2 separate regions of the Homo sapiens genome follow, and region 1 is linked to region 2. The links are chromatin contacts, found by Hi-C or POLR2A ChIA-PET in ENCODE. All regions are on one chromosome and are shown on one strand. The core of a region is the stretch at or near the end of the contact, and the rest is flanking DNA. Distances in the headings are between cores, read along the strand shown. Region 1 holds the start of RASA3-IT1 (RASA3 intronic transcript 1). Region 2 holds the start of CHAMP1 (chromosome alignment maintaining phosphoprotein 1).

Region 1 (4,182 bases), core at 438-2,937, 200 kb after region 2:
TCGGTCTGCAGCTGGTTTGAGGCTCAGCTCCTTAGAACTCCGCCTGCAGCTCGTTTGTGGCTCAGCCCGTTAGAACTCGGCCTGCAGCTGGTTTGAGGCTCAGCCCGTTAGAACTCGGCCTGCAGCTCGTTTGTGGCTCAGCCCGTTAGAACTCGGTCTGCAGCTGGTTTGAGGCTCAGCTCCTTAGAACTCCGCCTGCAGCTCGTTTGTGGCTCAGCCCGTTAGAACTCGGCCTGCAGCTGGTTTGAGGCTCAGCCCGTTAGAACTCGGCCTGCAGCTCGTTTGTGGCTCAGCCCGTTAGAACTCGGCCTGCAGCTGGTTTGAGGCTCAGCCCGTTAGAACTCGGCCTGCAGCTCTTTGTGGCTCAGCCCGTTAGAACTCGGCCTGCAGCTGGTTTGAGGCTCAGCCCGTTAGAACTCGGCCTGCAGCTCGTTTGTGCCGTTCCATGTTGCAGTTTTAGGTTTTTTTTTTTTTTACTTTGAGCAGCCCTGGATTATGACAGGTGTCTGGCGATGTCTTTCCTGACCAGAGCGTGGCTCAGCCCCCGACCGGGGCCCACGGCCAGACCCTCACTCTGCTGCCCCCGACCTGGGACACCGTGGCTCTCTCAGGAGGATTCTCACTCCCCAGCCAAGCACAGTCTGTGGTGTCAAACCTGCCGGTGTCCGGATGGGTGTGTCCTGGTGCTCTGAGGCTCCGGTCCGGGCTGTGGGGACGCGGGAGGCTGAGCGGGTGAAGGCGGCTGTGATGTGCGTGTCATGCCCTGTGCAGGTGCCAGGAGGGGCTGTCGGTCCTCACAGCAGCCAGGGGAGGAAGCTTGTTGTGTTTGTTGCTGATGAGGAAACGGGGCTCTGGGAGGGAAGTGCTTTGCCGGCTCACGCTGGGCCACAGCTGCCTGCTGCTTTCCTGAGAAGCCGTGTAAGGAAGGTGGCGGCCGAGTGCGCAGAACCTGTCCTGTGTAGGGCCAGGGGTCATGCAGCTGTGCAGGGAAGCAGCCGCAGGCACGGTGCCGTCCAGTGAGCCGGACTGTATCCATTTCACCTTATTTCAGACACTGAGATTTGAGTTGCACGTAATGTTCACAGGCATGAAATGTTATCCTTTTGATAATTTTTAAATTACTTAAAATCTACCTTGCAGGCGTTACAGCACAGGGTATGGTCAGGGGCCCGGGTCTGTCTCTCCCTGGTCCTGGCAGCCATGTAAGCCCGTAGACCCAGAGCAGGGGTCCAGCTTCCAGGCCCCCCTGGGGACTGCTGAATTCTGTCCCACTGACTTAGATTTTTTGTTTTATTCTGAGCATTTCTGTGTCTGTTGATTCACTATTTTTTTCTGGTTATAGAAGGAATAATTTTTCTTTTACCAACCACCCAGGCTGCAGCCACCTGTGACTGGTCAGGTTTCTGTGATGGGGAGAGGGCCTGGCCCTGAGGTCTGTGTTTCACGGCTCTCACTGGGCTCCGCCAGACGCTCGTTGCCCTGAGGGTGCAGCTGTGGCAGCATCTGTGGGTGGCTGAGGAGACGGGACGTTCACCGGGAAGTTGCGCCCCAAGGGTGTTCTGGGGGCTGCCTCGATTCCCAGAGCTAGACCCACACGATGCTGAGTCTCGTGCCGCCGCGAGGCCACCCCCGGTCAAAGAGACCCAGTCGCCTGCCTCGTGGCCCTGCGCCAGCCCCGCCTCTGGTGACGTCTCTTTGGAAGCCACAGCAGGAGGAGGCTGCTCACGGCGTTTGGAGGCTCGAGGGCCTGGTCTCCAGGTGTGCACAGCCGGGATGGAGCAGAAGGAGGATGAGCTTAAGTCAGAGAGTCCTGGGCTCCAGTTTTGCTTTGACGTTTATGTTGCTTTAAGAGAAAACAGCTCAGCTGTGCTTTTCTCCTCTCCGCGGCCCTCATGGCTGATCTGTATGGAAGATTAGAGAGGACCCTGTGTCAACGTCCGCAGCCCACCGTAGGTGCTGAGTAAATGTTGGTCGGTGTTTTTCTCACTTTATTTTCAAGCTGTCATTGGCTTGGGATTTTGTAAAAGGCAGCTGGGGTGTGGATTGGAGTGGAGCTCTAAGATGCTTGAGGCAAGAGGAGGCTGTGAACAGGAGGGTTTGGACTGGGAACCACGCAGCACAAACGAGCTGAGTTCGAGGAAGGCCTCAGTGCCTTGAAAGGCAGCTGCTGTTTACACTTTTCTCAAGACAGAGGCTTCACGTGGTCGCCGTTCACACAAGTGCCAAGCAAGACCCTGGCACCAGAGGCGTGGACTGAAAATGAAGCCACCTGAACGTCCTGTGACGGTCACGGAGCCGGTCGTGTTCGGGGGCCCGTGTGTGTTTGTCAGGCCAGGACCCTGCCGCCTGCCCTCTGGCTTAAGGAATCCAGTTGGGGAGAAACACTCCCTCTGAGTACCCCTGGGGTTTTGACCCAGCTTGAGGTTGTAAACAGGTGGAGGGGGCCGAGTGGAGAGGCCTTGCTGTGATAGAGACCTGGGCCTGCCCTGCCACCGTCCGCCGGGAGCCCACGGCAGCCTCGCCCTCCGACACCTGCACGCTGCATGCAGTGGACTGAACTGCAGGATGCCTGTGTTGCTGCCAGTTCTGCTGTTTGGGAAAAACTCTCTGTGTTAAGTTGGATCTTCCTTGTGACTGATTCAGAGGAGCCACGTTGTTACGGAAGGGCTGGGACCCAGACACAGGGTCCAGAGTGTCCTCGAGGTATCAGAAGAACTCCTGGAGAGCAAGCTGAGGGCTGTGTCGTCGCCACACCCTCCGTGGGTCCCTGCTCCTGAGTTAGGCTGTGCCCAGCCGCCCAGTGACTCAGAAGCTGTGCACACAAGGTGTGAATCCCACCTTGCTCTAGCACCAAGAAAACAGCACCTGGTGATGGGATGTGGATGGCGGACGCGGGGTGACAGACAGGGGATAATGGACATGGGGTGATGGACGTGGGGTGATGGACATGGGGTGATGGATGCGGGGTGACGGACGGGGGATCATGGACGTGGGGTGATGGACGGAGGATGACGGACGGGGGGTGATGGATGGGGGATGATGGACGCGGGGTGATGGATGGGGTGACGGACATGGGGTGACGGATGGGGGTGATGGACGCGGGGTGATGGACACGGGATGACGGATGTGGGGTGACAGATGGGGTGATGGTTTCAGGGTGACAGACATGGGGTGACGGACGGGGATGACAGACACGGGGTGACGGATGCAGGGTGACAGACATGGGGTGACAGACGCGGGGTGACAGACACGGGGTGATGGGGGATGACAGCTGCGGGGTGACGGACAGGGGATGACGGAGGATGATGGGTTGTGGGATGATAGGACTTCTCAGCACTGGTCGCTCCTGCCTGGGGGTGGGAGTGAATGGGAAGGAGAAAGGCTCGGAGAGGTCCTTACCCAGTGGCCAGGAGTGGGGCTCAGGTTTTTCGTAGTGTTCAGGGGATCCCGCAGAGCCCCTAGGGGATGGCAGGGCCACCCCCACCATGCCGGCGAGGAAGCAGGCTTGGAGAGGCTTACCCTCTGAGGCGGCCGTGGAGAGTGGCACTCAGGGGCTGGCTCAGGTCCCAGGCTGGGTGCGAGCTGATCCGCGTCAGCCTCTGGTTCTGAAACACTGAGCCTGGCTCCATTCTGAAAAGTGCAGCAGTAATTTGAACCTTGTTCTGAATGGCCCCGCTGATTCATCCTGCTTTTGCAGGGTCCTGCTGAAGGACAGCGGCTTCTGCTTCCTCTGATCCTGGCAGCCTGGAACTTCCTGAGAGGACTGGGCATGTGGATAGCCATGGGGGGGGACGTCCTTTAAACTGGGGAATGGGCTCCCCTAGACACAGTCGCTTCCACAGGAATCTTCTAGAGCCTCACCCAGGGCAGAGCAGACACCCGCAGCAGCCTGGAGTTCCGGGGAGCCCTGGCCGCCTGCCTGGGTCATGAGGGACAGGCCAGCCCCCAACCCTTGGGTAGGAAGAGCCCAGCCCTCAGACAGGACAGGCACCTGGGTGAACAGACAGCTTCCCCTGCAGGAGGAGATGCAGCTGTTCAGAAGCAGACCTCCAGCGTGGGAAAATCAGACCCATGGTGTCAGGGTGCACGAAGGCAGGACACACAGGCCCGTCCCCCGCGAGGGTCAGGACACGAAGGAGGGACACACAGGCCCGTCCCCCGCAAGGGTCAGGATACGAAGGA
Region 2 (4,314 bases), core at 1,353-3,852:
CGGAGGTTGCAGTGACCCAAGACTGAGCCACTGCACTCCAGCTGGGCAACAGAGTAAGACTCCATACTCACCCCCAACCCAAAAAAGAAAGAAATTAATAAACTAATTTTCCAAGTAGTTTTATGTTTGAAGAAAAACTGAAGGGAATGTACAAGAATTCCCACCTATCTTCTTGTCCCCAGTTTTTCCTACTACAGGCTGAGCATCCCTAATCTGAAAATCTGAAATCTGATTATGCTCCAACATCCAAAACTTTTTGAGTGCCAAAAGGAGCATTTTAGATTTCAGATTACGGATGTTTAACCAGTAAGTACAATGCAACTATTCCAAAATCCAAAAAAAAAAAAAAAAATCCAAAGCACTTCTGGTTCCAAGCATTTCGAATGAAGGATACTTCACCTGTATTAACATCTTGCATTAGTGTGAGATATCTGCTACAATGATAAGCTAATACTGATTTATTAAGTAGTCTATAGTTTACACAAGGAGTCATTTTTATTTATTTATTTTTTTTTGAGAGGGAGTCTCGCTCTGTCACCCAGGCTGGAGTGTAATGGCGCAATCTCGGCTCACTGCAATCTCCACCTCCCAGGTTCAAGCGATTCTCCTGCCTCAGCCTCCCCAGTAGCTGGGACTACAGGCGCGCGCCACCACAGGCTCACGCCTGTAATCCCAGCACTTTGGGAGGCCAAGGTGGGCGGATCACCTAAGGTTGAAAGTCAGAGAGCAGCCTAACCAACGTGGAGAAACCTCGTCTCTACTAAAAATACAAAATTAGCCGGGTGTGGTGGCAGGCGCCTGTAATCCCAGCTACTTGGGAGGCTGAGGCAGGAGAATCGCTTAAATCCGAGAGACGGAGGCTGCAGTGGGCCAAGATCGCATAACTGCACTCCAGCCCAGGCAACAAAAGTGAAACTCTGGCTCATTAAAAAACAAAAACAAAAATAAAAACAAAAAACTTGCCATTTAGGCCGGACATGGTGGTTCATGCCTGTAATTTCAGCACTTTGGAAGGCCGAGGCGGGTGGATCACCTGAGGTCAGGAGTTCGAAACCAGCCTGACCAACATGGAGAAACCCTATCTCTACTAAAAATACAAAATTAGCCAGGTGTGGTGGCAAGCGCCTGTAATGCCAGCTACTTGGGAGAATGAGGCAAAAGAATCCCTTGAACCCAGGGGGCGGAGGTTGCAGTGAGCCAAGGTCGGGCCATTGCACTCCAGCCTGGGCAACGAGAGCGAAACTCCCGTCTCAAAAAAAAAAAAAAAAACAAAACTTGCCATTTAATCATTTTTAAAAGCACAATTTAGTTAGTTTAGTACTAAAACGTTGTGCAAACATCACCACTATCCACTTCCAGAACTTCTTCACCACAAACAGAAATTCTGTACCCATGAAACAGTAACTTCCACTCTCCACTTTCAGTGCTGGTAATCTCAATTCTGTGCCTGAGGGGGAATCATACAGTATGTCTTTTTTGTGTCTTATTTCACTCAACATAATGTGTTCAATGTGCTCGTTTATACTGTATAATGTGTTCGTTTATATTGCAGCATGTATCAGAATTTCATTCCTTTCTAAAGATGAACAATGGTCCATTCATTATATGTATATACCACAGCTTGCCTTTCATCCACATGTTGATAGACATCTGGATTTTGAATAATGCTGCGATGAACATTTGTGAACAAGTATCTGAGTCTCTGCTGTCAATTTTTGGGGGTATAAACCTAGAACTGAGGAACGACTACCAATTTCCATAGCTGCTGCACCACCCTACTTTCCCACCAGCAATGCACCCGAGCTTCAATTTCTCCACATCCCCAACACTCATAATTTCCCTTTTTTTTAATAGCCACCCTAACAGGTGTGAGGTGGTATCTCATTGTGGTTTTCATCTGCATTTCCTTAATGGTTAGTGATGTTGAGCATCACTGCACGTGCTTATTGGCCATTTGTCTCTCTTCTCTGGAGAAATATCTATTCAAATTCCTTGCCCATTCTTGAACTGGGTTGCTTTTTGTTGGTCAGTTGCATCTCTTCTTGTATTCTAGACATTAACTCTTTATCAGGTTTACAAATGTCCTCTCCCACTTTGGAGGCTGTATAGCGGATTTTTAAACAGTAATAATGACAGAAGAGGAGGCAGTCTAGAACTAAAACAGAAAGAATGGCTTTCGTCTTGTGCCGCCCTCAACTTCCCAATGGTTTCAAACGCAATGTTTCCAGCCTCGGCAGCGACTGACACCGGGCCTCCCCGCTCCCTGCACAAAGACGCACTCCCGCCCCGGCCTGTGGGGGCGGGCCCTTCCCTCGGGCCGTGTGGGAAGCGAGGCAGCGCAGGCCCCCTTCACTCGGACCCGCGGCTTCCCGGGACCGTCCCCGCCAGGTCGGCGGCCGACACGGGGCTCGGGGATGCAGGCCCCAACCACGCCCCTCCCCCGCTCGCTCTCGCTCCTCACCGGTCCGGCCGCGGGCGGCGTCCAGTGGGCGATGGACCGCGCGGAGGGCCCGGCTCGCGGTCGCGGGCGGCTCCGCGAGGCCCTGCAGCGCAGCGGCCTCCCGAATGGCGACTGGATGCAGGAGCCGGGATCCGGGTGCGCGAGCGTGCGCGCTCCCGCGGGACGGGCGGGGGCTGACGGGAAGCAAGTTTGGCGCCGCGCGCCCTCCCGCGCGGGCCAATCAGATCGCCGATCGCGTGGCGCGGCTGTGCCAAAAGTGCGTGGGCAAAACTAGCGGCTCGCGCGGGCCTTCGGAAGGGCTGCGTGCCCGCCCCGCCCCGGAAGTGCCGCACGTGCCCACTCCGCCTCCGCTTCCCGCGCGCGCCCGGGCGCGGCTCCGGGAGGGTTCCGCCGCGTCTGGCCTGTGGCCTCCGGCCAGGCCCTTGGAACGGCCCCGGCCTGCCGCCGCCGTGCGGATATCTCTTCCTTTTCTTGCTGTTTTGATTGTTGTGTGAATGAATTTATTAGGAAAAAAAGAGCTAGACCTGCCCCATACATTCTCAGGGATATTACTGGCATAATACCTATGACAAAAGTACAAGACAAAGTTGTTGGATGACAGTAAATATTCCTTTTCTCATCACCCCGCCTCCACTGAAAGTCCCGATTCCCAGAAGTTATCTTCTTCGTTTTTTGTTTTCAGTTTTATGAATGTTACCACCACAATTCTAATTAAAATGCATGCACCTCTAATGCTGATGCCATCAGTCTGTATGCTTTGAAAGACTGTAAAATTAGCTCACACTGCTCTCTACCTTTGTACCCTTCTGAAGTTTTGCTTGTTGTGAATTTCATTTTTGTTTTTGTGGTGAAAATGAACTATAGAATGGCCGGGCGCGGTGGCTCACGCTTGTAATCCCAGCACTTTGAGAGGCCTAGGCAGGTGAATCATCTGAGGTCAGGAGTTCGAGACCAGCCTGTCCAACCTGGTGAAACCTTGTCTCTGCTAAAAATACAATATTAGCCAGGCGTGGTGGCGGGCGCGTGTAACCCCAGCTACTAGGGAGGCTGAGGCAGGAGAATCCCATAGAACCGGGGAGGCGGAGGTTACAGCGAGATCGCGCCACTGCACTCCAGCCTGGGGGAGAGAGTGAGACTCTGTCTCAAAAAAATAAAAATAAAATCCATAGAATTTACCGTCTTAACTATCTTTACGTGTACAGCTCAGTGGTGGTAAGTATATTCATAACACCACCATCCATCTCTGTACCTCTTTCATCTTGAAAAACAAACTATGCATTACATGTTAACTCTCGGTTCCCCTCTACCTTCTACTTTCTGGCAGTCACCATCTTACTTCCTGTGTCTCTGAGTCTGACTACTCATAAGAGTGGAATCATACAGTATTTGTCTTGTGACTGACTTATTTTACTTAGCAGAACATCCTCAAGGTTCATCCATGTTGTAGCACATTGTGGAATTTCCTTCCTTTTTAACACTGAATACTATCCCATTGTATGGATATGCCACATTTTGCTTATCCACTCACCTGTTGATGGACACTTGGCTTGCTTCCCTATTCAAGATATTGTGAATAATGCTTTGACATTTTCAAAGAACCAATTTTTGGTTTCATTGATTTTCTCTATCGTTTTCTATTTTCTATTTCATTTATCTTGGCTTTAATCTTTATTATTTCCTTCTTTTTGCCAGCTTTGGATTTAGTTTTTCTTTTTATAGTTCATTAAGTTGTAAAGTTAGGTTGTTAATTTGAGATTTTCTTGGTTTTTGATGTATTTATAGCTATAAACTCCCCCTTTAGCATTGCTTTTGCTGTATCACAAAAGTTGCTATATTGTGTTTACATTTTTTTC

Evidence for each region. Hi-C counts contacts between places; a loop is a spot of excess contacts on that map. ChIA-PET counts read pairs that join two places held with the same protein, here RNA polymerase II (POLR2A). Pooled maps may share reads with other maps.
Region 1: a pooled map shows a loop between it and region 2 (2.8-fold over the local background). The contact joins the promoter of RASA3-IT1 here to the promoter of CHAMP1 in region 2. A Hi-C loop is called at or near these places in 1 of 37 single-sample maps with no recorded cell type and 8 of 50 pooled maps. POLR2A ChIA-PET finds 5 or more read pairs at or near these places in 4 of 52 experiments (activated B cell, activated T-cell and naive thymus-derived CD8-positive, alpha-beta T cell).

The regions. Positions count from the first base shown.
Region 1 is chr13:114,107,284-114,111,465 of GRCh38, reverse strand. It overlaps RASA3-IT1 (RASA3 intronic transcript 1), which reads left to right and starts at 1,687. Exons shown (of 2, transcript NR_046544.1): 1 at 1,687-2,825; 2 at 3,698-4,182. All of the region lies in intron 1 of RASA3 (RAS p21 protein activator 3), which reads left to right. RefSeq lists a silencer at 1-87 and an enhancer at 759-1,394.
Region 2 is chr13:114,312,791-114,317,104 of GRCh38, reverse strand. It overlaps CHAMP1 (chromosome alignment maintaining phosphoprotein 1), which reads right to left and starts at 2,602. Exons shown (of 3, transcript NM_032436.4): 1 at 2,462-2,602. RefSeq lists silencers at 2,265-2,944, 3,717-4,011.